Regions from separate parts of the Homo sapiens genome. Here regions 1, 2 and 4 are each linked to region 3. Evidence: chromatin loops called from intact Hi-C (ENCODE). Cell type or tissue: GM12878. All regions are shown on one strand. Each heading gives the region's core, and the rest is flanking DNA. Links, peaks and the distances in the headings are about the cores only.

Region 1 (7,802 bases), core at 1,514-6,513, 97 kb before region 3:
ATTAAAGTCCTCAACCAGCAGGCCGAGGCAAACTCTAAAGAAAAACAAGGTCATGCTGCATTTTTTTTTGGTAAGCACAGGAATCAACAAAGAGATGTTATATAACTTCTATTTATATCCTCCTTGCTCACTATCTGCAGGCAGACAAGAGTCGCTGAGAAGGGATTTAATGAGCTCTCTGGGTTTGCTCACCTTCCTGAGCTGGTAGGAACCAGCTTGTTCTCAAATGCGTCAGTAAAGAATCTGGCTGTGGGTGGGCGGCCAGGGTAGGTGGACTGCGTTGTTGCTATGGTGTTTTTTAATTCCCCTGTCTCTCAAAGATCTCACTCCCCCCTTCCCTGACTCCTTCCTTTTGCCCCCTTCCTTTCTTTCTTTCTTTTTTTTTTTAAATCTGTAAGCTTCCTTGTTTCTCACACCTACTCATGATTCTTGGAGCTGTCTCCGGAAACAGAATATTTTCCCTCTCCTTCCTAAGTGCTCAGCTCCCCCATTGTGTAGCCCCGGGACATCAGAAGTTGTTTTCTAAGGTGTGTTTTTTCCACCCTCCCTTATTTCTTTTCCCATGATTTTTTTATTACCAATCCCTCCATGAGAGAGACCTATCCTAGGAGTCTTCCATCTTGCCTGATAGAAGTTTTCTCTGGCATATTCCAAATTCAGATTGCTCCAAAACCAGGTGAAGTCTGTTGCTAGTTGGACAGTCGGTATGGCCTGGAGGAGAAGGGCTGTTTGTATTTCCATGCATCCTCCTTTGTCCTCTTGCCCTGGGTGAAGCAATGACGTCTCTGTCTCCTCTAGTGCGTTATAAAATAGAACCGCAAGAAAACAAGAGAATGGGTTTACCCCACAATCATAATTCCTGGAGCTTGGGTAACTCCTGTTACCTGAAGGTTGCAGGTTGAAATGACTCAGCTTGCATTTAATTAAAAAAAAAAATGCTGCCCCATCAGATTCTCAGCAGGGACGACGAATGCACCTTGCTGAGAACCCTATGGCTGCCCAGGGAGTGGCCCCCTGCACCCTGGCCGGCCTGGTGGTGGCCACAGAGGCTTCTGAGATGGCTCTGTGTTGTCCATCACATTCCCACCAGAGCAGAGACACTTAGAAGATGTGAGTAGGGAGGTTAGGATGAAAAGTTCTTAGAAAAGAATATGTAGTTCCATGAGGACAGGCTGAAAAAATTTTTAAAAAGCCAAACCCACCTCTGCCTTGCCCAGAAGTTGTGCAATCCTTAATAGCAGTAGCCTGTTTGAATAATCAGAGGCAAGCTGACTTCCCTTTATTAACTTCTGTTAGAGACATCTGCATAAAATATCCCCGGATTCCAGACCAAGTAGGTAATTTTTTTTTCCCCTCTGAGTAACGGGAGGGACTTTCCCTTTGGAAATCTTCCAGCAGAGTTAACTTCATGGTTGAGACTGTTTTCTCATTATAAGGTGCCAACAGCTAGATTCCTGATGCAGGGACAGTGAAGGCGCCTCATGTACACACTTGGATCCCCTGCTTCCCTGAGAACTGACTTGATGTTCACAGTTGCCTCTGGTTCTTCTGCCTTGACCCTCCTTTTCACGGAGAAATCTATGCCCGCTCACATTTCCTGAGGTCCTCTGAGTTCCTCTTTGAAACTGTCAGAGGCTCTCTCAAAGTTTCTACCAATTTCCTATTCCTGGGTTTTAGACTTTTGATCAAGATGGCTCTGACACTGAAGGGGATAGTCCTGTAAACCCTCTGAAGTCTTCAAGCCTCGTTTTTCCCCTGGAATTCAGGACTTTAAAAATATATATATTTTATTGCTCTTCGAGGAGGATGTGTTGCAGTTGCCCTCACCATATGGTATTTGAGAAATATGTTTTTATTAGCCTCCTTGCAACACAAACCCACAAACTGTTGAGCCCAGAGCTTGTAGCTATCAAGTCTGGGGAGGGAGCCAGGTTTGGAGACGGAAGGTGCACAAATGATCATCCCTCCCGGGCTGTAGTTAATCATGCAAGCTGCTGTGTCACTGGGGCCGGGGTAGTTAACAGTTAACTCGATGGATTAAGGATCCTCAGCCAGGCTGAGCCCATCACAGAGTTACGTGCAAAAACCGGATAAGCCCGTAGAGGTGACAACACCACATCAGCTGCCTTTGGCTGGTCTGCGGTGTGCTGCATATTCCCACTTAGCAGGACTTTGAGCTTTCACATGCAGGCTTCTTCTGGCCATAAAGTTATACTTCAGCTGCCATGGATGCAAAGCTTGGCTTGAGTGTTTCGGAATTGCACCTCCTTCAGGATTATTGTTCATTCATTAATATAGTAAATTTTTTAAAAAGAGAGAAGAGGCCTTACTGTGTTGACCAAGCTGGCCTTGAACTCCTGGGCTGAAGAGATCTTTCTGTCTCAGCCTCCGGAGTAGCTAGAACTACTGGCTTGTGTCACCACAGCCGGCTTAATATAGCAGATGTTTACTTACTGAGCACTCCCTGGGTGTCAGGTGCTATACACATTGGCGTCAATACAGTCAGGGATGAGACCAACATAGCCCCTGCCCTCCAGGAGCTTACAGTCTTGTGGGAGACAGAGCTAGGAAATCAGCTCATCATCAGCTAAATCAGAGCTTCAGAGAAGTGTGATGGGGAAGCAAACAGGCGCCACGAAGCGTGGCCAGGGAGGGCTTCTCTGGGGAGATACCGTTCAAGCTGAGACCCAACAGATGCGAAGAGAAGGAGCTGTGTGAAGAGTAGCAGAGGGCAAGAGTATTTCAGAAGAGGGTTGGCTTGTGCTTGGGATGTTGGAGGAGCTGAGTGAAGGAAGCTAACGCGGTCTACCCCATGGTGGTCGGTCAGGGGCAGAGCTGCGGAAAGTATCTGCTCCACCAGGGTGATGGGCTTGTCATCAAGTCGGGGCTGGATGAGGTGATCTCTGTGGTTCCCGCCGATCCCTAGTCGGTGCTTCTAAAGGGCACCAAGTTGGCTTGGGCCTGTCCCCTGCTTGGATATGCGCTGCCGCCGCCAAAGCCCTAATATACAAAGCAGCTTTACCCAGATGAGTGCTGTGTGATTTCACCCTGCCCTGCTCTAACCGCTTGGCCATCTGTACATCTTACTGTCAGCTGCCAGGGATGCTCTCTGTGGCCGTGTGGAAGTTACCTGGTGGGCCAGCACACAGCAAGATGGGGATGCAGGGTGGGGAGACATGAAGAGTCCCAGAGCATTCTGCTGGGGACCAGACTCGGCTGTACCCGAGAGTCAGTTGAGTTGGGAAGGACTAGGGTTGACTGGGGGTGACTGCAGTCTTCATCAAGGAGGCACTTGCTTTGCTTGATGCTTTGCCACCTAAGCCAGTGTCCTTGCCTCCATCCGGCCTGAGTGGATTTATTTTTTTCGGCTTCTATGGCCAAGTGTCCTTGTCACAGTTTGTGTGGAGAGCAGCGAAGGGAACGTGGCTGGTGTAGACACCCTGCCGGTACTGTGCGGGCTCTCACCTGTTTTCTCTCCTGCACTCCTTGCAATAGAATCTCAAGTGGTTCTCCTCCTCTTTCTCCATTGCAGATGAGGGAACTGAGGATGGAAGTTAATAAATGAGCTGTCCAAACCCACCCAGTTCCTAAGTCACCCCTATGCGTATGTTTCTACCTTGCTAAAGATGCAGGATAGAGATCGCTTTCACTGAGCCGTGTGACTGCACAAACACAGAAAATGGGGGGGGGGTGGCAAGGATTATTCTTGGCATCTGTATAAATTTCAAGTTGAATTCCCTGGGAACCTCGGAGCATTGAGGACAGGAAATGTTGGTTGGTGTTGATTCATTGTCCCTCAGGTACACAGAATGGAAATAAGACCTGGGGAGTTGTTTCCAGAGATCGACTCCCCTGACCCTGCAACTCCTGCTTCAGCCCTCGCTCTCCACGATGCAGATTGCCACCCCCATGGAGGAACAGCACCCAAGTCACTGCCAGGTCCTCAGCACTGGACCCTCCTCCCGGGAAGAGGACTTGATGATAGAATTTTCCAAGCACCTCTTGCATCTGTCTTTTCAGGGTTCATGAGACAAGGTGGAGGTCTGATGAGAAAGTCTTCATGTCCTCCTGGCCACAGTTCCCACAGTGATCATGTGGGTGAGCTGAGACAGGACCTGAGAGTTTCACAAGAGCCACCAGAGGATACTTGTCATTGAATCATAGAACCAGCCCTGGAAGCCACCCTCAGAGGCTAGCATGTGTCTCCTGCAGCCCAGACATGCAGTTCACATTGTTCATTCCTTCTTTATGGACTGAGATTTTAAAGCCCTCTGATTCCTTGGACAAAAGTCCTTCCTGAGATCTAACCAAACTCTCCTTTGCTTTAGAGTACCTTTTTAATAAGCCTCATATTGGCTTGAAGAGCCACCAGAACACCTTCTTGCCCTCTTGGAGGATTACCAAGGAGCTTCCTACCACAGTCCCCTTCCACTTCAGGCAAATTTTGATGTTGCATCTATTTTACATCTGTTTTCAAGGGTATCGTTGATTTGACACTCCACTGGTCATCTTTGTTTTGTCTGGAGGCTTTCCAATCTTCATGACTTGGCTGGAAGAGACAGACGGCTGTGCCGTGTATCCCCACAAAAGATACTGGCCTTTGGCATCTGTTTGACTATTGAACCCAGAGAAAATTTGGAGTCTCCTTAACTTCTTGTTCCTGGGTCAGAGCCACAGGGTCCTCCAGGGTGGTGGCTGACCTGCTTCTCTGAAATCTGGTTTTACTGTTGAAAATTGCTGGAAACAGTGGTTGCCAGTAGCCTGCCTACACCATCAGGGGCTTCCTACGATAATACCTTTAATTTTTTTTTTTTTTTTTTTTTAGGAATTACTGTTTGTTGGTTGAGTTGTTGTTGAATATGTGTGAAACTGTTAGCGTTCTGATCCACACAGGGTGGAGGGGGACCACGCTGCTTACCAGATAGGGCAGAGCTTTCCCAGTAAGTCCCAGTTCCCGTGGGCACTGGGAGACAGGAAAGGAGAGCTGTTGAGCTTTCTGTCTCAGAAGAAAGGTGTTTTTTCCCCCAATTAAAAACATTTTTTTTTTTTTTTTTAGACATGGGGTCTTGCTATGTTGCCCAGGCTGGTCTTGAAATCCTGGGCTCAAGCAGTCCTTCCACCTTGGCCTCCGGAAGTGCTGTGATTACAGCTGTAAGCCACCATACTGGACCCTGAAAAGTGTTTTTAATAGAACAGGTTGGACTTTGCTGCTTGAAGAAGACTGAATTCACCTTGAAAATCATCATGAAGATCCCCTGCCTTGGCCTTGACCCTGGAGCTTAGGCCGTTCCCCAGAGCCCAGTGACCAGATTAATAAGAGTGAAGGAAGGGTTCTTTGTCCTCCACCTTTTCTCTCAGGTGTCAGGCATAGCGAAGGGCGTCTGCCCCACCCTTGCCTGGCAGGGTAGTTGAAACTGGTTTGTCTCTCACTTGTTAAAAGGTGACTGTACAGTGTGGATGAGGGAGGACCTTATTTCAGACAAATGAAATTGAAATGTTGACACCTCTCCAATACAGACTTGCTTCACTTCATCGCTTCCTTTCTACTTGGAAGTCTATGTTATTTCTGAACTCATTAAAGCTGGAAACATCCTGAGAGAGGCTGGTAAACTGAGAGCTGCAGATGTTGGCTGGTTGAAAGCCATCAGACCTTGCAAAAAAGTTTCTTGTTAGGGTGAGTGATAATTTATGCCAAGGGAGGGTCCAATTCTGAATGCCCATTGTACTCACTATTAGGCCCTTTTCATAGGTCAGACTTTTGCTGAAGTCGAGACTGGTTTAAAATGTTGGGAAATGCTTTATGTGGAAAGGCTGGGGATTACTTGAGAGGAGGGTCTGACACAAGCTTGTATTCTGCCTTTGGGTGTATTAAACTTTGACAAGCGGAAGCAACGATGTTTATCTCTGCACGTGCAGAAATTTGAATGGCTTTTATAGCTAGTGAAATTTCAGCCAAATTTTTTTTTAACTTTTACTTTAGGTTTGAGGGTACATGTGAAGGTGTGTTATACAGGTAAACTCATGTCACTGGGGTTTGTTGTACAGATTATTTCATCACCCAGGTACTAAGCCCAGTACCCAATAGTTATTTTTTCTGCTCCTCTCCCTCCTCCCACCCTCCACCCTCAAGTAGACCTCAGTGTCTATTGTTTCCTTCTTTGTGTTCATGAGTTCTCATCATCTAGCTCCCACTTATACGCCAGAACGTGCAGTATTTGGTTTCCTGTTCCTGCATTCGTTTGCTGAGGATAATAGCCTCCAGCTCCATCCACGTTCCCACAAAAGATATGATCTCGTTCTTTTTCATGCCGTCCAAACTTAAAAAAAAAAATTCTACATTGTGACACTTAATGGGAATTGCCATTCATTGTGTTTTTGCTGTCAATTTAGAGGCCATTCAACCTACCAGAACCAACTAGAATTATCACTGGATGCAAGTTGGACACTAGTCTTTGGCCATTTATGTAACACCCAGCTCTTTTCTGGATCCACCTATCTTACACCTTCCCTGGAAAGGGGTATTATTGTTAGACAACTGTAGCACCTTCCATCTGAGTAGTTCTTGGTAGTAATCAAAGTGTTTTTCACACCTACTGTTTCATAACAACCTTGCTGGGTGGGCCCCAGCTTCCATGTGATGCTGACATGGCAGGTGGTAAGACCCTCATTTTTTAGCTAAAGAACCCAGGGCACAAATGAAGTTAAGTAAATTGCCCACAATCACATGGCTGGATAGCAAGGAGCCAAGGCCAAAATGTAGGTTTCCCGAGTTCCAGTTCTCCAGGCACTCTCTGCCTACCCAGGTGTGTTTTATTACCTAGTTCATGGTTCCTGGTCTTTGAGTTTTGATTGTAATCATTGGTTTCTAAAAAAGGACTCCAGACCCACAGCAGTCATTGTGTGACAATGGTTTTGTTAATAATTTATTACCCCAGCCCTGGCAGCCCTTCAGCTTGCAGAAGGGGATTGTTTGGGAACCCATATTAACAAATGTATTAAACGTCATGGGAAAGTTGAGGCATTCGAATGCATGTGTACCTTCTGCCACTATTCTTTACTGTGAGAGGAGCCTGTTTATGCCTCTGAAAGACCTGGTGGGTAGGGGTAGGGGTGGGGTGGATTATAAAATGCCAAAAGGTGTTCAGAACAGGACAGACTCTTGCTCAGGGGAGAGGTGTTTAACAGAGCATGTGGTTGGGAACAGGGCTGAGGCGTCGGACAGGTGGGGCTTGGGTGCCAGGGCACTTATTAGGTGGATGACTCAGCGGGTTACTTCTTGGGGCCTCAGTTTCTTCATCTGTAAACTGGGGATGATAATGGCACCTACCCCATGGGGTGCTTCTGAGGATGAAATGAGATAATGCATATAAAGCGCTTAGCGCCCGGCAAATCGGAAACGTTCAGTTGCCGTTCACTATAATAAAACTTGCAGAGAGAGGGTCCCCAGGGAGTGGGGAGTTCTCAGTTCACCACAGGTGTAGGAAGACAGCCAAGGTAAGCCCCACCTCTTGGTAGCCACTGGCGTTGCTCTGTCACCCACAGAGTATCTGTTCAAGCTGGGCAGGAGTGGGTTAGTCTGGTGGGAGATGTCCTCTGAAGTCCCTGAGACTCCCAGAGTTGATGTGAAAAGAGAAAAATCAAAGATGCCCACAGAGAATTTTCCTCAGCCTGTGGAAACTCAAGCTTTGGCTCACTGTTTGGCAGCCACATTTTTCAAATTCTTGGCCTTAACCTGAGAACTTAAATCATTCTGCAGCAGGTAAGTGAGCAGCCGTGGTGAGTGTCATGGGCTAGATGGGTCA
Region 2 (7,802 bases), core at 1,382-6,381, 84 kb after region 3:
CGTTGGTTTGTTCTTTTTAGGATGTTCTAAATCCTAAAGTCGTCCTGAGACGAAGTTAAAAATGGAGTGTGGCCATTGGAAAATCATCATTTTTTGCAATCGACAAAGTAAATATTGATACAGACAAGAATTGTTCATGGATGCTAAATCTAGGAGGGTGAGTTTGATGAAGAGCTGGGCATTTGCATGATCTTTAAATGTCTACCCACAGATTGTTAAGTGTAAAAGAAAAATAGTAAGTATTCAGTGGAAAAATCAGACAAAGCTTTGACCAGATTATCAAAATTAACAGCACCAGCATGGGGCAGATGTGTGGTATTATGGCTAGGTGTGGAGACCCTGAATCTAATAGCAAGGAAACATCAGACTAAACCAAAATGAGAAATACTCTAGTTTAAAAAGAGAAGGCCTGTATTTTTCAAAAATGTCACTGTCATAAAAGACAAAGGAAAGCTGAAAAATTGTTTCAGATTAAAGGAGTCTAAAGAGATGTAACAACTAAATACAATGCCAGATCCTAGACTAGATCCTGTATTGAAGAGGAAAACATGCTAAAAAAAAGAAAATTATTGAGTCAATTGACAAAACTGGAGCATGGGTGGTACACTAGATGAAAATATTATATTAACACCTCAGCCAGGTGTGGTGGCTCATGCCTGTAGTCCCAGTGCTTTAGGAGGCTGAGGTCAGAGGATCTCTTGAGGCCAGGAGTTTGAGATCAGCTTGGGGAACACAGTGAGACCTTATCTCTACCACAAACAAAAACAAACACACCTCAATACTTCAAATACTTCAGAAAAAAGTATGTGTGGCTGGAGGGAACGGAGGTGGAGACAGGGAGAGAGAGAAAAGGAGCAAATTATAAAGGAGAGAAAAATGTTAACAGCAGGTTTGAGAGCCTGGTCTTGGTGAGAAAAAAAAAAAAAAGAAAAAGAAAAAAAGAAAAGAAATGTTAACAACAGGTAAATCTGGGTAAAGGGAATAAGGATGCTCTTTGTACTGTTTTTGCAACCTTTCTTCAAGCTTCCAAATAAAAAGTTTGAAAACTCGTATTTTAGGCTGGGCATGGTGGGTCTCGCCTGTAATCACAGCACTTTGGGAGGCCAAGGTAGGAGGATCTCTTCAGCCCAGGAGTTCGAGACCAGCCTGGGCAACATGGCAAAACCCCGTCTCTATAAAAAAATACAAAAATCAGCCAGGGATGATAGTGATGTGTGGCTGTAGTCCCAGCTGCTCGGGGTGGCGGGGGTGCTGAGGTGGGAGGATCACTTGAGCCTGGAAGTCGAGGCTGCAGTGAGCCGAGGTAATGTCTAGATGACAGAGTGAGACTCTGTCTCTAAAACATAAATAAATAAATAAATAAATAAATACATACATACATACATACATACATGTATTTTATTGAACAGACAAAATTAACTTATAATAAGAAGAACCAGAAGAGTAGTTGCATTTTGGGGGGGAAATTGGTTGGGGATTTGAGGGAAACTTCTAGATGCAGGAAATTGCTTATATTTTGATCCAGTTGGCAACTATACAGGTGTATAATGTAAATGTAAAATGTAAAAATTCAGAGAAGCTTTACATTTAAGATTTTTGGACTTTACTATATGTAAACCATACGTTAATACAAAAGTAAAGAAAAAATGTATTTTATGCTTCTTAAGTGGGTGAAGAAAACATGAAAAAACTAGTATTTTTATTTATTTTTAACTAGAGGAAAGTGCATCTGATTGGACATACTCACTCTCATTTTTTCTGTTGTTATTTGTTTAAACCTCCACCCACTCCTGAAATTCCAGAAGTGACTTTAGTCCTTTTTAAGTTTAAATTTTTAACAAAAAAAGAAAAGAAAACCAACTGCAACTGCACACAAAAAAAGATTTCTTTAGCCAATAAGCACAACATGTACCTCTGAGTTCTATCATTTAATAGTGGATTTCAAATATAAGTAGATAGGACAGGGAAATCGCCTATGGGCCAATTGAAAAGTTAACAGCAAGGCAACTTAATTCCCACACACTGTCTCCTCTTAAAAGGATGATGTCGGCCGGGCGCGGTGACTCATGCCTGTAATCCCAGCACTTTGGGAGGCCGAGGCGGGCAGATCATGAAGTCAAGAGATCGAGACTGACCTGGCCGACATGGTGAAACCCTGTCTCTACTAAAAATACAAAAATTAACTGGGCGTGGTGGCACGCGGCTGTAGTCCCAGCTACTTGGGAGGCTGAGGCAGGATAATCGCTTGAACCCAGGAGGCAGAGGTTGCAGTGAGCTGAGATTGTGCCACTGCACTCCAGGCTGGCAACAAATTGAGACTCCGTATCAAAAAAAGAAAAAGAAAAAATGGTGTATTTTCCACGGAGCCATTGCTATAATTTTAAAATTCAACCATCACAAGCAGCCAAAATGCCAAGATACCAAGAACACTTCTGTTATTTCCGAGACAATCAGGAATTTCTTTCTTCCTTCTTTCCTTCCTTCTGAAGAGACCTCCCTATAATGCTGGATGTGGTAAGGTGCACGGCTATAAGTCTAGATTTCCAGCCTCCATTGCAGGTGAGGGCAGCCAATGAGCTTCTAGGAGAGTTCTTTAAAGAATATAACTCAGTGCCAGATGCAGTGGCACGTGATTCAGGAGGCTGAGGCAGGAGGATTGCTTGAGACCAGCAGTTTGAGTCCAGCCTGGCAGTATAGCAAGACCCCATCTCTAAAAACAAATTACACGAGCATACCACTCGGTTGTGGCACATTTTGTCTTTGGCCACCATTTTGTATTACCCTCTTTCATCTTCCTGCTGCCTGGAGGTCGTATGTGGTTGTGGGAGCTGTTGTAGTTATCATGTGACCATGAGATGACCTTGAATGGGAATCCCTTGTGCTAAAGATGATGGAGGAGAAAGCCAGAAGGGATTCTGGGTCCCTGACAACCTGACAAGTATGGAGCCATCATACTGGTCCTGGACCATCTACCTCTATGTGAGAGAAAAACAAACTGATACCTTGTTTACACAATTATCATTTTGAGTATAAATCCTATCAGACACAACTCCATTCAACAACTATTTTTCATATTGTTGTTTCTTCCCACAAAAAGCATTGAAATAATTAATCCTTCATTAAAAAGCAGAAGACAGTGTCCATCAACAGATGAATAAACAAAATGTAGTGTGTGTATACAATGAAATATTATTTATCCTTAAAAAGTAATGAAATTCTGACACATACTACAGCATGAGTGAACTTTGAAAACATGATGCTAAGTGAAATAAGCCAGGTAAAATTACAGATATTATATGATCCACTTATTGGAGGTACCCAGAATATGCAAATCAGAGACAGAAAGTAGAATTGTGATTAGATGGTGTGGGAGGGGAGGCAGAGAATGGGGAGTTAGTGTTTAAGAGGGACAGAATTTCCATTGGAAGATGAAACAAGTACTTGAGATGGACAGTGGTGACAGTTGCACAACGAGAATGTACAAAATACTGCTGAATTGTACACTTAAAAATGGTTAAAATGGTAAATTTTATGTTATGTGTATTTTCCCACAATTAAAACAAATAAAAATTAAAAATTAAAAAATAAAATAAATAAAAAACCGGAGAGCTGGGCATTGTGGCTCATGCCTATAATCTCAGCACTTTGGAAGGCCGAGGATGGTGGATCGCCTGAGGTCAGGAGTTTGAGACCAGGCTGGCCAACATGGTGAAACTCCGTCTCTACTAAATATACAAAAATTAGCCAGGCCTGGTGGTGCATACCTGTAATCCCAGCAGCTTGGGAGGCTGACGCAGGAGAATCTCCTGAAGCTGGGAGGCGGAGGTTGCAGTGAGTGGAGATCGCACCACTGCACTCCAGCCTAGGTGACAATGCAAGACTCCATCTCAAAACAAAAAAAAAAAAACAAAAAGGAGAGCATCAGGTCAAATCATTCCTTTTCATAAGCCCTTCATTGTCCTCTCATCACATTCAGAATGAAATCCAAATTCCTTCCCAAGGCTTACAGAGTCTTGCGTGATCTGGCTTCTGCCCCTCCCTCCAGCCTGTCTGGTGCCTCTCATTTTTGGTCACTTCACTGAAGCCACTTTGGCCTCCTTTCTGTTTCTGGAACATGAAGCCTTTCCTGCCTCTGGGCCTTTGCTCCTGCTGGTCCCTCTGCTGGGAGGCATTTCTCAGTTCTCATGGCTGACTCAACCTCACCTTTGTGGTTTCAGGTCTCAACTCACATTCATCTTCTCAGAAAGACCTTCTTTCAAGTAGCCTCTCCTTTCTCTCTCTCTCTCTCTCTCTCCATTTGGTTTATTTCCTTCCTAGCACTTTTTGCAAGCAGTAATTTATTTTTTAACTTATTTTTTGTCTACTTTTCCCTTTAGAATTAAGCTCCACAGTGCAGGGTCCTTGTCTTTGTTTATGCTCCACCCCAAGTGCAAGCATACTGCCTGGCACAGAGCAATCCTTTGATAAATATTTGTTGAATAAATGATAAATATATAAAAAGAGCTTTCAAGTGTCAATGAATCAGCCTTAATTGCATTTTTAACTATGTGAAGCTTGTATTTAAACATTCATTTTGAAGTTAATTTTCTAATAAAAAATAATAGCTCTCCTTGGCCTAGTTAGTTTCACATTAATGATTTTTATAAGACTTGTTCCCACATACAAGTATGATGTGGTAAAATATAATTTAGGAAAACTTATTTCCTTTGTATCTATTATTTAAAAAAAAAACTCTTGTAAGGGTTAGAAATAAAAGATTAAGATATTTATGTGTAAACTCCTTTACACACGAATTATGAAAAAACAAAGATCGTGGAAAAAGGAGTCACACAACCTTCAGACTAAATGTTTTCCAGAGTGAAAGTATTGCCTTTGCTACAAGTCAATAGGATGAATGCAAAATTCTAAAATTATTATGGCAAGTGGACAAAACAATTCCTAAGAGAGATGGAAGAAAATGGAATTCACATATTAAAATTCTATAACATATACAGAATTTTATTTGCACGACGGTTACGTGATAAGTGCACTATTTGTAACAAAACTGACAATTTCAGAATTATGTGTTCCAGTGACAGTTCCTGTATTGGGTAAAACTGTGAAATGAAAGGAATTCCCTCAGTAACTCCCATCTTCCATCCTCAGGGTGTTCAGCATCCCACCAATATGGTACACCCTGCCCTAAACTGACTTCTAAGGCAGGATTCCATCTTCCTATGCCAATTAAAACCTGCTGATCCTATATCCAATCCTTAAAGCCACCATCATAGGCAGAAAAGCTGATAAACTAAACCATAATGATGTGTTAGTGGAAACCAAAATGTCTGTGGACCAGCACAGATTCTCCACTAACATATGTTTTAACAGTGACCTTTTAAAGATAATGCCTTCATAGAAAGGTGTAGCTGCATGGCTTTAGTAGTGACATAGAGGGAGCATGGGAGGAGAAAAAGGCTTTAGAGGAAAGCGTAGAAACTGAAGTGCCTGTGGAACATGGAAAAAAAAGGGAAGACAAACAGGTATTTGGAATATGTGGGTCTGAAACTCAGGAGAGACATCTGGGCTAGAACATAGACCGGGGAGTATCAGCATGTGAATGGTAATAGGAACCATGGAAGCATGAGTCTGTACGACTGTCCAGAGATGGTCACTCCTCTTTGTTTCCACTGCTGCCCTTGGTCACTCCCAGAGCTTCTAGCAGGTCTCTCTATCGCCCTTCCTGCCACCTCTGTTCTCTTCTCAGTTCAGCAGCTACAGTGATTCTTTTGATGATCGGATGACTTCATGCTTCTCAAAATTCCCCTGTAACCCTTCATCTCACTCAGAAAACACAAATGCCTGACCATAATTTACAAGGTCCTACAGGACCCCGGGAGCCTGAGATTTCTTCAACTTCATCTCCTGATGTTCACTCGTTTCCACCACAGGGGACAACCTTCTTGTCTTCAAACCTTTCAGACATGCTCCTTGCTTTCAGGTCTCTGAAATACTACTCTCTCTGCCAGAAATGCTGACATAGGTACATGTCAGGTCTTTTGCCTTTTTTAAGGCTTTGCTCAAATATCATCATCTCAAAAAGGCCTATTCTGAGTACCCTTCTTTAAATTGCCCTCCCCTTCCCCTGCGTACTCCCTACTTCCCTTCCCCTTCCCTGTTGATTTTCTTTTCTAAAGCACTTATCAACTTCTAGCTTTTGCAAAAATTTATTTTATTATGTGTACATTTAAAAATTTATCCAAGGGCAGGAACGACTTTTGTTTGCCTGTTTTGTTTATTAAGGTATCCAATGTACCTAGAAAAATGCCTGGCATAAAGTACATTATGTTATAGTTTATATAATTTCTATGTAAAAATACAAATTATAATTTAAAATAATTTGTATTTCTACATAGAAATGATATAAAGTATAATCTATATGTAGATTATTCACTTATGAATTAAAAAATATATATCTTTTGAATATTGAATGAAATCTAAGACAGAATTCTGAGAAACTCTAACATTAAGTGTTGGGCAGAATTTCCAAAAGAAAATTGATAAGGAGCTTCCTGTAAAACCAAAGAAAGCTTGGAGATAATGCTGTAACTGAATAAAAGGGAAAAATATCTCAGGAACCAAGAAGTTCAACAGTGTCAAATGTTGGTCAAGAGTCAAATGAGGTGAAGACTGAAAAACCTCCATTGAATGTAACAACAAGGAGAAGGTTGCCTTGGTAAGAGAAGTTTCAATGACACATGGATAACACAACTTAGAAAATGTTAAATAAAGCTTACAAAGAGTTAAAACAAAAGAAAAGAGCATAAAAATTTAAACTATGAAATCATCAAGCTTATACAATTCAGATATTGGATTGTATAATTTGTCACTATTGTGGCTATATAACAGAGCATCCCAAAACTTAATGGTTTAAGACAGCAACCATTGTACTGTGGCTCATGAGTCTGTGGGTGGATTGGGCTCAGGTTGGCATTTCTTCATCACATGAAGCCAGCTGGTGCTGCAGCCATCTAGGGCAGGGCTCAGCAAACTTTCCCATAGAGGACCAAATAACAGATACATTAGGCCTTGTGGACCATATGGTCAACTGGCATGATGATTCAGCCATACCATTGTTGTGACAAAGTAGTCATAGATAATATATAAATCAAAGGGCGTAGCTGTGTTCCAATAAAACTTGATTTACAGAAATCAGATGGCGGACCAGATTTCACTGAAAGGCACTGTTTGACCACCCATGATTTAAGGGCTCAGTCTGGTGTGATACATTCAAGATGGCTCACTCTTGGAGTGCCTTGGCACTGCTCTGTGTGGTCTTCTGACACCCACCCTCCATGTGACTTGGGCTTCTTAGAGCATGGTGGCTGGTTCCAAGAGTGAAAAGCAGAAGTTGACAGGCTTAGGCCTGGAGCTTGCATTACTTCCATCACAGTCCATTGGTTAAAATGAGCCCCAGGGCCAGTCCAGATTCAAGGGAGCGGGTTATGAAAGGGTGTAAGTACCAGGAGGCATGGTTCACCAAATGTTACAGACCATCACACAATTCTAAGAGGTTTGCTTGTCAAAACTGTGTTTCATTCCACATTCTGTCTGGAGACCCTCACCTAAGGGAAATGTTTGGTGACTTGTGAAGCCATCCTTTGATCCTTTCAAGAATTATCTTCTTGACATCACTTTAAAGAATCCATGATTTGGCCAGGCATGGTGGCTCATGCCTGTAATCCCAGCAGTTTGGGAGGCCGAGGCAGGCAGATAACCTGGGGTCAGGAGTTTGAGACCAGTCTGGCCAAAATGGCGAAAGCCCA
Region 3 (7,802 bases), core at 1,398-6,397:
ATAAAGACATGCATAATTGATGGTTTCTAGATTATCTAGTCCAAACAATAGAGTTTATTTTTTCTTCATCTGAACCAACATGCTACAGTAGCTAAGAAGTATTAAAACTATATACATCCATATAAAGATGAAATATGAACTATCTCATTAGAAGTCATAGTTGACCACAGACATGTTATTCTTCTGAAAGAGCCACATTTTGGTTTTATTTCTTGTCACATGATTTCTTTTCTTGATGGATGAAAAATATGAAAGGAAACTTTTATATCTGTTGCCTAGTTTTGTACATGGATCTCATTTTACAAGAGAATCTCTCTGCAAAAAAAAAAAAAACAGTTTAAAAATGCATTGAAAGCAGAGTTCTGAAATGAGTAAAGTTTGTAAATGCATATATAAAAATATTTAATAAATGATGCAGAATATACAGTGACTGGTTGGTGGCTTTCATTTGGCATTTGTGACTTAACTGCTATTCCATTTATGTACTTTCTTTAGGATCAGTTTGAAGTACAGTCGGTTTGATTACCAGGTTAATTCAGAAAATGTTTACCTGATTATTTAAAAAAACACTTGCTGTTGTTATGACAGCTCTGAGGAGAATTATTAGAACAAACATTGGGGAGTATTTAGTACAACATTCATTCATTCTTCTGGATTAGTGACTGCCAGCCAGGCTGTCGGGAGCGCCCTACTAAATCTCCTGTCTCTTCTGCTTTTACTGGGGGATCTTTAATTTGCTGTGTGCCATGTGGAAGTATCGGGAACAGCTGAAATTTGTTTTAGTTCATGCCCAGTGGTCAGGGTCCTTCAGCAAAGTGTAAAATGTTTTTACAGAGCCACCTTGCCTGTCCAAACGTAGTAAAACCTGTTCCCTCCTCAAATCAGTGCTTGCCCTGGCTGCTTTTTTTGACACTAATTTTCTCTATGCTTTGGTAAATAATACCACCCAATGTTGGGAACTAGGTCAAGATTAAATTCCAGTTAAATGGCTAGTTTTGTAACTAATGCTTCTACTTTATAAATTTGATAACTTAAAAACAAATTAATTTTTTCCAGTCAGTGCAGCCTGTCTCCACAAAATTTTTCCATCGTAAGGCAAGCCTAAGACAGATACCTACTTTTATCTGTAAGCAAAATGGCAATCTATGCTAACCCCCACAATGCACACATTAGCTAGCAAGGACTTGCTTTTCCCCTGGGCTTTCTCTTTGATCTCTCACACTGCCCAACGAGATGTGGCAGTGTGTGTGGTTTGTCTCCCAAGTCCCATCCAGTTCATTGGAAAGTTCTGCATTGACATGCCAAGTTGCAGCTTTTACAGGTTTGTCATGTTCCATTTGAATCCTGTCACTTAAGATATAAATCTTCATTCAGTGTGCCAGCTTCAGCAGAAAATAAACGAAATTGGAATGCCACTCCTCCCTCCATGCAGTAGATCCTACCCTTGCCGTTTGGGTGTGAACACTAAAGCTAGTAGAATTGAAACATACAATTTGAAGTGAAAACTCCGGGGGCCTTTGATGTGTAATTGTAATTCTGCCTGCTTCCTTCACATTGTGCCTTTCCAACACCTCTATTTTAAGATCAAGGTCCAAGTCACCTTCAAAGTTACCTACCCGGATGAAGAATTAGTGTTATCAGGGTGAAAGTATGGTAGTACTCGCTAACATGAGAGAAAGCCAATGTTACTTAATTAAGCCATTTTATTTAATATTAACAGTTTGCTACAGCACCAATTCAAGTTTCAAGCATCTGCAAATTTCCCTAACTAATCCATCTGTTAAAGGGTCTGGGAAATTCCATTCCACTTCTCTAACATTTGTGGGATCTTACCCTTTCCATGCCCCTAAAATTGTGTAGTGATTACCCTGTTTCTCTCTACAAGTAAAGCTTCCACTCTGTTTGCTGTCGTCCTGAAGGTCTAAATGATATTCCATCCACCCTGTTCAGTTTTCTCCTAGTGCTGTATTTATCTGTATTTACCCTGCCCCCAACATACAAAATATGACTTTAATGTCATTCTTTAAAGATTTGATACTATTCACTTAGTTTGCTTTCAAGTTCATGTTCCTTATTCATTGTTCTTCATTCAGCCAATTTTTTTTTATTTGGTTGCCCTTTCTGGAAATCAATTGCTTGATTTTGCTCCTGTAAAATGTGCTCTTTCACTGCGTTTCACTGAGCACTTCCTAATATAAATTCTAAAGCAAGCATCCTTTGTCTATGGACGCTAGTCAACAACTCAGCCTTTGCAGCAGCAAACTATACAGAGCTGTTTGTCTCCCAAGTCCCATACAGTTCACTGCAAAGTTCTGCATTGACATGCCATGTGCTAGTGGGAAATTACTAAGATCTCTAGAGTAAATTAAGAAAATAACCTGTTAAAAACTCAATTGTAGATCTCTGTATACTCCTACTATAGACGGCTTGGATAAAGCCTTAATGGGCAAAGGCCTGAAAGTTTCTGATAGTTATTTTAAGGCTAATAATGAGACCCTTAGCCTGACTTTTGAGCGGCAGGGAGGGAAATTTACTCCTTCCAAACTGTTACAATCATAACTACATACTTATAGAAGCAGAGTTGGGTTTTTGCCAAAACTTTTTCGCCAAAACTTTTTTTTTTTTTTTACAGATTTTGATAACATACGTGCTTGTTAGAAGACAAATTATATGACAGTAAAAGTCACCTTTACATAAGACAGAATAACAAAGGACTGTTATTGAAGGCTCTTGAGACACTGTACAGCAGAAGTGAAACTTATTTTAAATAAGATAAGAAATTGAGCCCTAAAGAAGTAAAGTAACTTGTCCAAGGACTCAGCTCCAGAATAAATAAAGATCTCCTGACTAAGCAAAATACAGAGAGCTCTTCCCACTTGCTATCTCCCTTCCAGAGTGGGGATATCAGTAATCAGTTTCCCTTAACTGTTCTCCCTTTACACAAAGCATTCATGCAGAACTTTATTTTGTCCTACATGTGGAACAATACAGATTGATTTGTTTTTTCTTTTCAAATCTCTTTCATGAGATGATGGATCTACACATTAGAAAGTATTGACTCTGAATATTTTGTCAAGACCGAAAACTTTGTGGCAAAGATAAGGAGTGAGTGAGCTCCTGAAGTCTTTATCTTTCACAACTACAAATCTCTTGTATATAGCTCTTATATAACTGCATTTTTCAAAGGGAGAATCCGTCCTCGGCCCAATCAAGGTGGCTTCTTCCTAGGGAGCATGTGCAGGTGCACACTGGTGTCCTCTCCTACCACAGATGTCAGTGTTCATTGGCAAACTCTGCCTTGGTCTTGTTCCTTACACTAATAATTTAACAATCAACTAGAATGTTGGAAAATCCCCATAAAGATTTCAATTTTACAGAAAGTACCCAAAATTCCACTAGTTTTGCATCACAAAGTAGTGGTTGAAGTAAAGTTTTGAGTAAAACGCCGTGTGTGTGGTTTTTGTGGGTGGTTGCAGCTCAGAACAACGTTTAGGCCTCATCAATCATCTGACAGGAGAGAGTATGATGGCAATTTATAATAAGATGATTATAATTATCATACACATTTTTCCATCTTTGGTATCATATGCCACATTAAGCAACTCTTACAACCTAGAGGCCAATTCAGAAGCATAACAAGCCTTCAGGTCTGGAACCAAAAAAGTCTACCAAAATCAAGAAAATAAAAAGGTAGATCACTGGTGGGTGTTTACATTTGGTCAACTCAGACAATGCTATGGAGTCTCCAGCTGCTGGTATTTTAAACTCATTTGGTAAAACAAATCTCTAGCTTACTAGGGCAAGACATTAAAAAAAAAATTACCAAAGGAACATCTTAAAATACTTTAAGGTCATGACAAACCAGTGTGAAAGAGAATCCTAACACCTAGAAGCGAAACTGCATCATCCACCCAGCTTGGAGAGAAAAAAGAAAGCCAAAAACCACTATAGAATAAGAATGCAGAGTTTGAGAAAACCCCTAAGGTGAATTCTGAACAACAACACAAAGAGTCCAACAACATAAGAAGTGCACACTGTACGCAAGAACCACTAACGGAAAGAGTTTGCCAGCACATTTATAATGACCTCACAATACATGGTTGGTCCCAGGTAAATGGAACTTCAGACAATCCAGGAATTTCACCTATTTACTCCTGAGCATAAGTCACATACTTATCACCTATGGTATCTCATAAAGTCTTGTAAGAAGCTTTTTGTAAAAGTTCTCTGCAGAAAAACAATTAAGGTTTGGTATAAAACTGGGACAAGGAGACCTGAACCACACAAGGCTTAGGTGCTAGGTCTATGTCAGAGTCCACATGGCAACATGGTGGAATGGAAAGAACATGGGCCTTAAAGTGGATAAGAATTCTAATACCATTTCTGTCACTGAAATGTTATAACTTGGAGCAAGTTACTAATGATTTTAATGTGCAGTTCCCCCCTTCTCAAGAGTAGAGATGCTACCACGTACTTCTTTGGGCAGTAATGGGCATCAAGAAAGATAATCTATACCAAGAGTCTGGCATATACCTGATACGTTACTTCCCATTCCTTTGCAACATGACCATTTCCTTTTTTTCATACCTATCCACAATCTCAGCTAACTATTGCATGACCAAAAGCTTCTTTCTGTTCCCACTAAATGGGTCTGATGTTATTACTGCGGGATCCTAAATCTACATGTCTTAACATGACATATTTGGGCCACATCCAGTCATTTTAAAAACTTTTATCTTTCTATCCAAAGTACGTTTTAACTATCAGTTTGAACTGAATAAATTCATAAAGAAACCTCTCATACAGCTTATGACTTCCAGATAACTATCCTCATATTTTTTAGCAGTGCTGGATTCAAATCTGACTTCTTTTCTTAAAATAAATCTTGGGCCAGGCACAATGGCTCACGCCTGTAATCTCAACACTTTGGGAGGCCAAAGTGGATGGATCACCTGAGATCAGGAGTTCGAGACCAGCCTGGCTAACATGACGAAACTCTGTCTCTACTAAAAATACAAAAATTAGCCAGGTGTGGTGGCGCATGCCTTTAGTCCCAGCTACTCAGGAGGCTGAGACAGGAGAATCACTTGAACTCGGGAGGCGGAGATTGCAGTGAGCCAAGATTGTGCCCCTGTGCTCCTGCCTAGGCAACAGAGTGAGATTCCATCTCTAAATAAATAAATAAAATAAATCTCTACAGAAAAAATGTTTTATCTTGGGAATGACAATATATTTCCTTAGTTTCTGAAATGCCTTCACTTACATTCTCATTTAAACCTCCCAGTCTTGTCAAGTAGATATTATCTCTGAAGTCTGAATGGTCCCAAGTTGTACTATCTTTAATTTAACATTCAAATACAAATTCTACATCTCACTACCTATAGAAGACCCAGAGCCTCTTTAATAATTTCTTTCTGAGAAGGATCCTGAGAAGGAGCAGAGACCCCACCTTGGGGGCCCGTGAGCCCCTCTGCAACCCGAGCATGAAAATAAAGGAAAATCTTGCATTCCTTCAAGGGCAATTCCAGGCACCTAGCTAGCCCTGAGAAGTGAATAAGCAACTTGTTGAGCAATAAAGTAATATAATAGCAGCCTCAGCGCAGTGGCTCATGATTTGGGAGGCTGAGGCAGGTAGACTGCTTGAGCCCAGGAGTTCAAGACCAGCCTGGGCAACATGGCAAAACCCCATCTCTACAAAAAATACAAAAATTAGCCAGGCGTGGTGGCACACACCCATAGTCCCAGCTATTCAGGAGGCTGAAGTAGGAGGATCTCCTGATCCCAGGGAGGTCAAGGCTGCAGTGAGCCAAGATCACACCACTGCACTCCAACCTGGGCAATAGAGTGAGACACTGTCTCTAAAATAAAATAACATAAAATAAAATAAATAAAATAAAATAAAATAAAATAATAAAATAAAATAAAATAAAATAAGGTAATAGTAGCCTAAAACAATAGCCAAGGAAGTCATGAGATGTTTGGTTCCCTAAAGAAACTATAGATAGTATCTTAACGTATGTCCTTGAGTTGTTTTTTAAAAACCCAGACCACTACCAAAGGAAAAATGCTGTCAGCTGGCAGGCAAATCTCAGATAAGGGGGAACGGAGGATGGAACTCTGACCACTGTTCTTTGTTCTAAATTTCTTCTTGAAGGGCCTGGAGGAAGTTATTGCCCACAGGCCAGAGCTAACATTCTTTTCTGCTGACCTCAAATTTTTCTACAAAGCTTCACCTCCTTAAACAATTGCACATTAGAAAATATCTCTGAATCCACCTATGATCTATGGGCTGTACCCTTCCACTCCTACTCCACTTTGAGATATCCCACCTTTTTAGGTTAAACCAATATGTAGCCTCATGTATTGATTTATGACTTTGCCTGTAACCTCTGCCACGCTGCCTTTAAAAAGCCTTACCTGTGTAAGCCATCTGGGAGTTCAGGTCTTAAGCATGACCTCCCTGATCCTCCTTGCCTGGTGCCCTGCAACAAATGCCCCACTTTCTCTCCCTGCAATCCCGATGTCAGTGTGTGGCTTTGCTGCTCTGGGTGGGCAGACCCAAGTTCAGCAAGTAACCATTCTAAGGAGGGTGTTTACACCTTCTTCATGATCCCTTGTCACTGTTTCATCCCAAATCCTGATTCCAACCCAATTATCTGTTCCTTCTCATCATCTCCCCTCTCTTTATTTCACTGGTGTGGACACAGCTCTCTCTCCTACCTGTCCCCAAAGCACCACTATCATCTGGGCTTTGTGAAGAGCAGATCTTTAGTGGAAGAAGATTACAATAAGGAATAGGAAACAATTAAAAATTGAGAATCAGTCATCAAAGCTCCCTCCCCCTTCCTTTTCACTCATGGGAGGAGCAACTTCTCTTCTCAGCCTGTTGGCAGGCAGGCATCTACTTTTTCTTTCCCACTTGCCTAAACAAACAAAAGCAAAACAAACCAACAACAACAAAAAAAACCTTCCTTCCAGCCTCAAGTGAAAACCAAAAATTCTTGTTTCTTTACTATGCAGAGCAATTGTAGCCCTCAGTTCCCAGTCATTCCTCTCTAGATTAGGCCTTTACCTTGGCCAAAAAAAAAAGGCTATAATTCTGTCATCCTTAGCTTCCACTTGCAGGGCAAACTGGCTGCTAAAATAGCATTTTTTTCTGATACATCCCTATTTTACGGAACAAGAAATGTCTTTAGAAAGTTGAAGTGATTTGGGCTGGGCGCAATGGCTTACGCCTATAATCCCAGCACTTTGGGAGGCCGAGGTGGGTGGATCACCTGAGGTTAGGAGTTCGAGACCAGCCTGACCAACATGGAGAAACCCTGTCTCTACTAAAAATACAAAATTAGCCAGGATTACAGGATTATGTGCCTGTAATTCCAGCTACTCGTGAGGCTGAGGCAGGAGAATCGCTTGAACCCAGGGGACGGAGGTTACGGTGAGCCAAGATCATGCCATTGCACTCCAGCCTAGGCAACAAGAGCAAAACTCCATCTCAAAAAAAAAAAAAAAAAAAAAAAAAGAAAGTTGAAGTGATTTGACCAAACCAGAACATCAGACCTGGGATTCAAAAGCCAGATCATCTGACCTCATGTATATTCCTCAGTATCCCAGTGCTTCACTATGTGAGGTGCCATCCAGCTATGTTCCTGTGTCTGCACCTCTACCTGCCCACCTTGCCTGGGGGAGATGTGTAAGGTATCAGAGTTCTAAGAGATGCAAAGAAAAGTCAGAGTTCTTAAAGGCAAAAGCTGCAACTAGTTCATTTCTGTTTTGTTAGTACCTAGCACAATTCCTCCCAA
Region 4 (7,802 bases), core at 1,183-6,182, 76 kb after region 3:
GGATTTAATCAAACCATTAGAGTTCACCTTCAAATTTACAGAAGATCCTGGGAATAAAAGAGCAAGATTAACCATACCATGAGTAAACAATCAGGCAAATCTAGAATGTGGGACATTCTAAAAGCTAACTAGTTTAATCTCTTCAAAATGTCAATATTATTTTTTTAAAAAAAGATATGGCAACTGTTGTAGGTAAAGAAATAAGAGAGGTAACAACAGAAATGCAGTGTGTGGACCTTGACTGAATTTTAGTTTAAAAAAAAAATAACTAAAAAAGACATTTTGGGGGACAAATAGAAAAATTTGAATATGGACCAGATGTTTGATAGTATTTTATAAGGAAATTGTTTAATGTCTGTGGGATAACGATATTGTCGTTAAGTAAGAGAATATCCTTATTCTTTGGGGTGAAATGTTGAGAAATCTATAATTTAAAACTTTCATATCACTAAAAGCCCAGACTTTACCACTATACAATATATGCATGTAAGAAACCTGCACTTATATCTCCTAAATATAAGCAAATTTTTAGGCCAGGCATGGTGGCTCACACCTGTAAGCCTAGCACCTTAGGAGGCCGAGGTGAGCAGATAGCTTGAGCTCAGGAGTTTGTGACCAGCCTGGGCAACATAGCAAAACCCTATCTCAAGAAAAAAAAATTTTTTTAACTGAAGAAAACCTTTCACATGGTTCAGCAAACAAAGCAAATAATGTATCATTATAGATAAAGATGGCAAAATTTTAAAAACTTTTGAATCTAAGTAATTGTTATTTGATTTTTCTTGTACAATTCTTTCAACTCTTCTGTTGAAATTTTCAAAGTTGGAAGAAATGGTATTAACAGCTTTTTTTTTGCTGCAGTATTCCCATAAATGAAAGTGGGAAAATGGAGTGAATAAAAGTTAGGCCCTATTTTCTTTCTTTCTTTCTTTCTTTCTTTCTTTTCTTTTTCTCTTTTTTTTTTTTTTTTTTTTTTTTTTTGAGATGAAGTCTCACTCTGTTGCCCAGGCTGGAGTGCAGTGGTGCGATCTTGGCTCACTGCAACCTCTGTCTCCTGGGTTCAAATGATTCTGCTGCCTAAGCCTCCCCAGTAGCTGGGATTACAGGCATGCACCACCATGCCCAGCTAATTTTTGTATTTTTAGTAGAGACGGGGTTTCACCATGTTGACCAGAATGGTCTTGATCTCCTGACCTCATGATCCACCCGCCTCGGCCTCCCAAAGTGCTGGGATTACAGGCGTGAGCCACCGCACCCAGCCACCCTATTTTCTTTAACAAGTTTTATTGTGCTCTATACAACAGTAGGGGTTAAATAAGTAGTAGAGATTAAATAAATATTTGCTGACTTTGAATTTATATGACCAATACTGCTGATAGTTAGACTATGCTTCAATGGAGAATTCATTCAATAAGTAATGGTATAGCCATAAAATGAAAAACTAAGCAACATTTTCTAAAAATAAAAAAGTTCTTTACTGACTTAGAAAGTCAGTAAAGATATATCTCCAAGATATATCGTTAGGTTAAAAAATGCAAGGTGCAGACCAGTATATACATAGGCTAGTATTTATGTTAAAATTTATTTTCTTATATATGAATAAACTACCTCTGGAAGAACACACAAAAACCTTCAGGCTGCGTGTATGAAAAAACCCACAGCTAACATCATACTTAACGGTGAAAGACAGAAAGCTTTCCTCCTAAGATCAGAAATAAAATGAGGATGTCTATCCTCACTACTTCTACTCAACATTGTACTGGAAGTTCTAACCAGGGAAATTAGGAAAGAAAAAGAAATGAAACAACCAGATTGAAAAGGAAGAAGTAAAACTACTTCTATCTGCTGATAACATGATATAATATATAGAACTCCTAAATAATCCTCACAGAAAACTATCAGAGCTAATAAGTTCAGCAAAGTTGCAGAATACAAGATTAATGTACAAAAACCAGTTATATTTCTATACACTAACAGTGAATAAATGAAATTAAGAAAACAACTTTATTTGCAATACCATTAAAAATAAAATATTTAGGAATATACTTAACCAAGGATGTGTAAGACTTGTACACCAAAAACTGCAACACATTGTTGAAAGAAATTAAAAGACCTAAATAAATAGAAAGACATCTCATGTTCATAGATTGAAAGACTTAGTCTTGTTTCTGTATTTTGTATTTTTTTGTAGAAATGGGATCTCTCTATGTTGCCCAGGCTGTTCTCAAACTCCTGCCCTCAAGTGATCCTCCTGCCTTGGCCTCCCAAAGTGGGATTACAGGTGTGAGTCACTGTGCCTGGCCTAGTATTGTTAAGATGGCAATATTCTCTAAATTGGTCTACAGATTCAATGCAATCCCTATCAGAATTCCAATTACCTTTTGCCTTTTTTCTAATTTGCTGAATGGACAAGCAGATATTAAAATTCATACAAAAATGCAAGGGATCCCAAATAGCCAAAAAAAAAAAAAAAAAAAGAAAAAGAAAAGAAAAGTAAAGTTGGAGTATGCACACTTACTGACTTCAGAACTTAATTTAAAACAATGATAATCAAGACAGTATTGTACTGGCATAAGGAGAAACATAATCCATACATCGATGGTCAATTGATTTTTGGGAAGAGCACCAAGCAAATTCAATAAGAGAAATAATAGCCTTTTCAACAAATGGTGTTGGGACAACGGGATATGCACACACAAAAGAATGAATATTGACCCCTATCTCACTCCATATATCAAAATCAACTCTAAGTGGATCAAAGACCCAAATTAAGAGCTATAACTATTATAAAATTACTATAGTTATAAACTATGTTTATAGTTAGAAGAGAGCTAGACATAAACCTTTGTGACTTTAGATTAGGTAATGATTTCTTAAATATGACATCCAAAACACAACAAAAGAAAAAGTAGTTACAACTGGACTCGACCAAAATTTAAAGGCTTTTGTGGATCAAAGGACACTATCATAAAAGTGAAAAGGCAACCTAAGGAATGGGAGAAAATATTTGCAAATCATGTTTGATAAGGGTCTCAGATAAGGGTCCAGGATATATAAGTAATTCTTATAACTCAACAATAAACAATCCAATTCAAAAAATGAGAAAAGAACTTGAATAGACTTTTCTCCAAAGAAGATATACAAATGACCGATAAGCACACGAAAATATGCTCAGCATTATTCGTCATTAGGTAAATGCAAATAAAAATTACAGTAAGATACGATTTCAGCTCACTAGGAAGGCTATAAAAACACAAAAACAAAATAACAAGTGTTGGTGAGGATGTGGAGAAATTGGAACCCTCCAACATTGCTGATGGGAACGTAAAATTGTTCAGCCAATTTGGAAAAACACTTTGGCAGTTTCTAAAAAAATTAGAGTTATCAAAGGATCCAGAAATTCTACTAAAAGTACACTCAAAAGAACTGAAAATGTATGTCCACACAAACTCTTGTACACAAATGCTCATAGCAACATTATTCATAACAGCCAAAAGGAGGAAATAATCCAAATGTCCATCAATGGTTGAACGGATAAACAAAATGTGGTATATCCATACAATCGAATATTATTATCAAATCATAAAAAGGAAATGATACTTGCTCCAGCATAGGTGAACCTTGAAAACATTATGGTAACTGAAAGAAGTCAGTCACAAAAGGGCACATGTTTTATGATTCCACTTCGATGAAATGGCAAAATGGGCAAACCCATACTGCTAGAAAGTAGGTTAGTGGTTGTTAAGGGGTAAGGGAAGGGGAATTGGGGTATAAGGGGTTTCATTTTGGGGTAATGGGAATATTTCAGAAATGGATAAGCATCATGGTTGCCAAACACTGTGGTTATACTAAAACCACTGAATTATAATACCTTAAAATAGTTAAAATGGTGAATTCTGTTATGTGAATTTTACCTCAATTAAAAAACTTTTTTTTTGGTAAACCTTGGGCCCAGAGAAGGGGACTAGATGGCTAGGGGACCAGGATAGGAGGGAAATAATCCACTGTATACACTCTTGTGTCTTTTGAATTTTGTACCATGTGAATTTCTAAAAACAAAACAAACAAACAAAAAAAAACCCCAAAAGATTTTTTAAAAAAATTACTGGGCTTTCATTTTTAATGACAAAAGGTGACAAATTCCAGATTTGGAAATTAATGAACCTGAAACCAAATTTTGAAACTGCCCACTTTGAGGACCTTTAAAAATAGTATATCTTATTTTTTCCTGTGGGTGCATATGAATATCCCCATGTATAATCAGATCATCTCTCAAATCTCCCTTTCCATCCTAGATCTTAGAAAGTCAGTACTTCCAGGATGCAATTCTGGTATAGACACCACACTCTGCCCCTTGTGGGAAGGTATAATTATTCCCTTCTTTCAATCAGTGACAAAAGATAGTCACGTGTTATAAAATTAGACCCATTCACCCCCACCATGTTACTACAGGAGGTGAACTTTGGGCTGTTTCCACTGCTGCCTACTCTATGTTCAATTGAGCTGGATTGTGTGTGTGTGTGTGTGTGTGTGTGTGTGTGTGTGTGTGAGAGAGAGAGAGGAAGAGAAAGAGAGAGAGATTTTCAGAATCACTAAGAAACCTGGTGAAAATACAGAGAACCAGGCCACACCCAAGCCTGCTGAATCAGAATCTCAGCATCCCTGTGGGCAGAGCCAAGAATGGGCTTTTAAAATAAGCCCTGAAGTCTCCACCCTCATTGGAAACCACTGTTCTCTAAAACAAAGTGCAGTATTAGAAGCAGGTAAAAGGAGTCTGAAGCTAGGAGGCACCTTCTTTCATTTCCATACACATAAAGGTCTACCTCTAAGTCAAAGATACAGCCATTTACAAGGAGGATGCTGCCCAGGACTTTGCCTGCCTTGGGGCCTAAATTTCCTCATTTAAGGGAGCTAGTCCTTTGGGTGAAAGCCATGTAAAACATTAAGCTAACATCAGTTACTAACACCTCAGTATGAACCAAAGTATGAGTCTGTTTTCAAACCCATTAATGGACTGCAAGGTTCTTGCAGGCCAGGCCAAAGTAGAGGGTGAGTTTTAATGTCGGGTAAGATGAAGACAGGAACAGCAAAGCGGTCAGTGATTGCCACTGGCAAGCCAGAGAGATGCTCAAGGGCGTGTGTGTGCGTGTGTGTTGTGGGGTGGTGGTAGTGGTGAGGTCGTGGGAAGTTTGGAGTCTCACTTATGTATTCTCTGTGTAACAAACCACCCTAAAATTTAGTGGCTTAAAACAATGATTTATTGTTTCCCACAATTCTGTGGATTGTGCTGGTCTCACCTACGCTCACTCATGCAGCTGCAGTCAGCTGGTGGGTTAGCTGGGCTGGACTACCCTGGGCTCTGCTGGGATAACCGGAATGTCTGGGCCTCTTTCTACTCCACTAGGACAGTGACAGCCAGCTAGAAGTCACTCTGTAATTTGACTCAAGGATGTACCACTGGTAAAAAGCAGCACAGGCCTGGGATCCAGGTCTTTCTTTCTTTCTTTTTTTTTTTTTGAGACAGTCTCACTTTGTTGCTGAGGCTGGAGTGCAGTGATGTGATCTCAGTTCACCACAACCTCCGCCTCCCTGGTTCAAGCAATTCTCCTGCCTCAGCCTCCTGAGTAGCTGGGGCTACAGGTGCATGCCACCAGGCCCGGCTAATTTTTTGTAGTTTTAGTAGAGATGGGGTTTCACCGTGTTAGCCAGGATGGTCTTGATCTCCTGACCTCGTGAACCGCCTGCCTCGGCCTCCCAAGGTGCTAGATTACAGGCGTGAGCCACCGCGCTCGGCCAGGATCCAGGTCTTTCTAACTTTCATTCTTGAGTTCTCCCTAAAGCTCCACTTTACAAAAAGACTTTTGTAAAATAACTTATTATTCTCCTAATCATAATCTGTAAACTAAAATTAATTTGAAGATAGCTTTAGAAACAGTCAAGCATAGGCCTTTAGCACACGCTGGCCAAGGGATCTTTGGAAGGCTTATTCCCTCTCCCCTCATATTTATCAGAACCTTTCAGCCATTTGAGGAACAAATGCTTCTCTGAAAGTTTAAAAACAAATTCATCAAATCCTTTTTACCACAGAAAGTGAAATCTTGAGTAGTAACCTCTGGGACAACCAATTTACTTAGGGATATAACAGTTCAGGGAACAGAAATTATTTTAGATCCTATATCTTAGTTGTGAAAACAAATGGAAATAAGAATGCACAATTAATGCAAAAAACATAAAGAATTATGCTTTCAAAATGGTTTTAGAAACCTTAATTCCTCTTAATATAGAGATATTGAGAGCCTTTCAAAATATAATTGTCACAGATAAATCCAGGCCTATCAGTAATTTTAGAATAAATTTCCCCTTCCATTCTGCCCAGCTGAAATGTTTCAACATTGGTCCAGCCAAACATGTCTTATCTTCCAGAGAACAGTAAATATTACACTTTATCCAGGTGCTGATCTGGATATTGACTATGTGACATATTACAGTTTTATTAAGATATATTTTACATAGGATAACATTCACCCATTTTTAGTGCACAATATAATTATTTTTAGTAACTTCACTGAGCCATACAACTATCATCATAAATCAGTTTAAAAACTGTTTCATCCCTGCAATAAGATCCCTCATACCCATTTATAGGTGATCTTTGTTCCCAGCCCTAATAACCCAGACAACTGCTAATCTACTTTCTGTCTTTATAAATCTGCTTTTTCTGGATATCTCATAGAAATGGGATCATACAATACATGCTTGCCTGTGTCTGACTTCTTTTACTTGTCATACTATTTTTTTTTTTTTGACAGGATTTCACTCTGTCACTCAGGCTAGAGTGCAGTGGTGCAATCACAGCTCACTGCAGCCTTGACCTCCTAGGCTCAAGCTATCCTCCTGCCTCAGCCTCCTGGGACTACAGGCATGTGCCACAACACCTGGCTAATTTCTTATTTTTTGTAGAGATGGGATCTTGCCATGTTGCCCAGGCTTGTCTCAAATTCCTGGGCTCAAGTGATCCTCCTGCCTCAACCTCCCAAAGTGCTGGGATTATAGGCATGAGCCACCTTGCCCAGCCAGCATAATATTATTGAGGTTCATCCACGATGTAGCATGTGTAAGTAATTTGTTCTTTTTTGGTGCTGAAAAGAATTCCATTCATGGATAAGCCGCATTATGTCTATCTATTCTTCAGTTGATGGACATTAGGTTGTTTTCAGTTTGGGCCTATTATGAATAAAGCATCTGTGAACATTCATGTGCAAGTCCTTATGTGGACACATTTTCATTTGTCATGGGTAGATACCTAGGAATAGCATTGCTGGTCATATGTTTTATGTTTAACTTTTGGAAAACTGCAAAACTCTTTCCCAAAGTGGAATCGTTGATTTTTGAGATGAGGAAGATCATTTCCTGGTAACTGGTTTAAAATCCAACCACTGCCTCCTACAGGTCCCCAACCAGAAGCATTAGCCTGCACTTCAGTGGCCTCCAGTCTAGATTACAGGTATGAAGATAAGGTTTAAGGATGGAACTACTAGAGTTGCCATTGTAGCTGTCCCTGGGCAGAAAGATATGTGCCTAGGGAGAATTTCTATGAAAAATTATAACATATTCATATTTTTAAGGAATAGAAAAATAAGGCAACCTTCTGTAATTGAGAAAACAAATAAAATGTTTGTTATCTCTGATGTTTTACTGGCAATTTGCATATCATGCCCCTAATGAGAACAGCTTCCATTTAAAAACATCAATGTCATATTTTCCCTATCACTTCTAGTGGTTTCTAATGCTGGTGTTTATCT

What was found. Hi-C counts contacts between places; a loop is a spot of excess contacts. Peaks named below come from ENCODE experiments on the same cell type or tissue, not always from the same donor. Only the 100,000 strongest peaks of a DNase experiment are listed, where the experiment ranks them.
Region 1: a loop joins it to region 3, with 5 times the contacts of the local background. A loop is called at or near these places in 21 of 110 quality-filtered maps.
Region 2: it touches region 3 in a loop (4-fold over the local background); 2 of 110 quality-filtered maps call a loop at or near these places.
Region 4: it touches region 3 in a loop (4-fold over the local background); 2 of 110 quality-filtered maps call a loop at or near these places.

Annotation. Positions count from the first base shown.
Region 1 is chr3:4,750,368-4,758,169 of GRCh38, forward strand. All of the region lies in intron 44 of ITPR1 (inositol 1,4,5-trisphosphate receptor type 1), which reads left to right. It overlaps EGOT (eosinophil granule ontogeny transcript), which reads right to left and starts at 1,223. Exons shown (of 2, transcript NR_004428.1): 1 at 579-1,223. RefSeq lists an enhancer at 3,911-4,020. In GM12878, for the core only: no CTCF peak of the experiment used is centred there; a DNase peak (open chromatin) is centred at 4,114; H3K4me3 peaks cover 255 bases; H3K27ac peaks cover 4,530 bases.
Region 2 is chr3:4,931,405-4,939,206 of GRCh38, forward strand. All of the region lies in intron 1 of BHLHE40-AS1 (BHLHE40 antisense RNA 1), which reads right to left. Among named protein-coding and RNA genes, the nearest start is that of BHLHE40, 44 kb to the right of the region's middle. In GM12878, for the core only: no CTCF peak of the experiment used is centred there; a DNase peak (open chromatin) is centred at 4,197; H3K27ac peaks cover 377 bases.
Region 3 is chr3:4,847,077-4,854,878 of GRCh38, forward strand. The region is part of intron 2 of LOC124906209 (a long non-coding RNA gene); the gene reads right to left. It overlaps ITPR1 (inositol 1,4,5-trisphosphate receptor type 1), which reads left to right. Exons shown (of 62, transcript NM_001378452.1): 62 at 1-430. Among named protein-coding and RNA genes, the nearest start is that of EGOT, 99 kb to the left of the region's middle. RefSeq lists enhancers at 3,296-3,415, 3,816-3,875, 4,236-4,315. In GM12878, for the core only: no CTCF peak of the experiment used is centred there; DNase peaks (open chromatin) are centred at 3,395 and 3,945; H3K4me3 peaks cover 615 bases; H3K27ac peaks cover 2,638 bases.
Region 4 is chr3:4,923,255-4,931,056 of GRCh38, forward strand. The region is part of intron 1 of BHLHE40-AS1 (BHLHE40 antisense RNA 1); the gene reads right to left. Among named protein-coding and RNA genes, the nearest start is that of BHLHE40, 52 kb to the right of the region's middle. In GM12878, for the core only: no CTCF peak of the experiment used is centred there; no DNase peak of the experiment used is centred there; H3K27ac peaks cover 207 bases.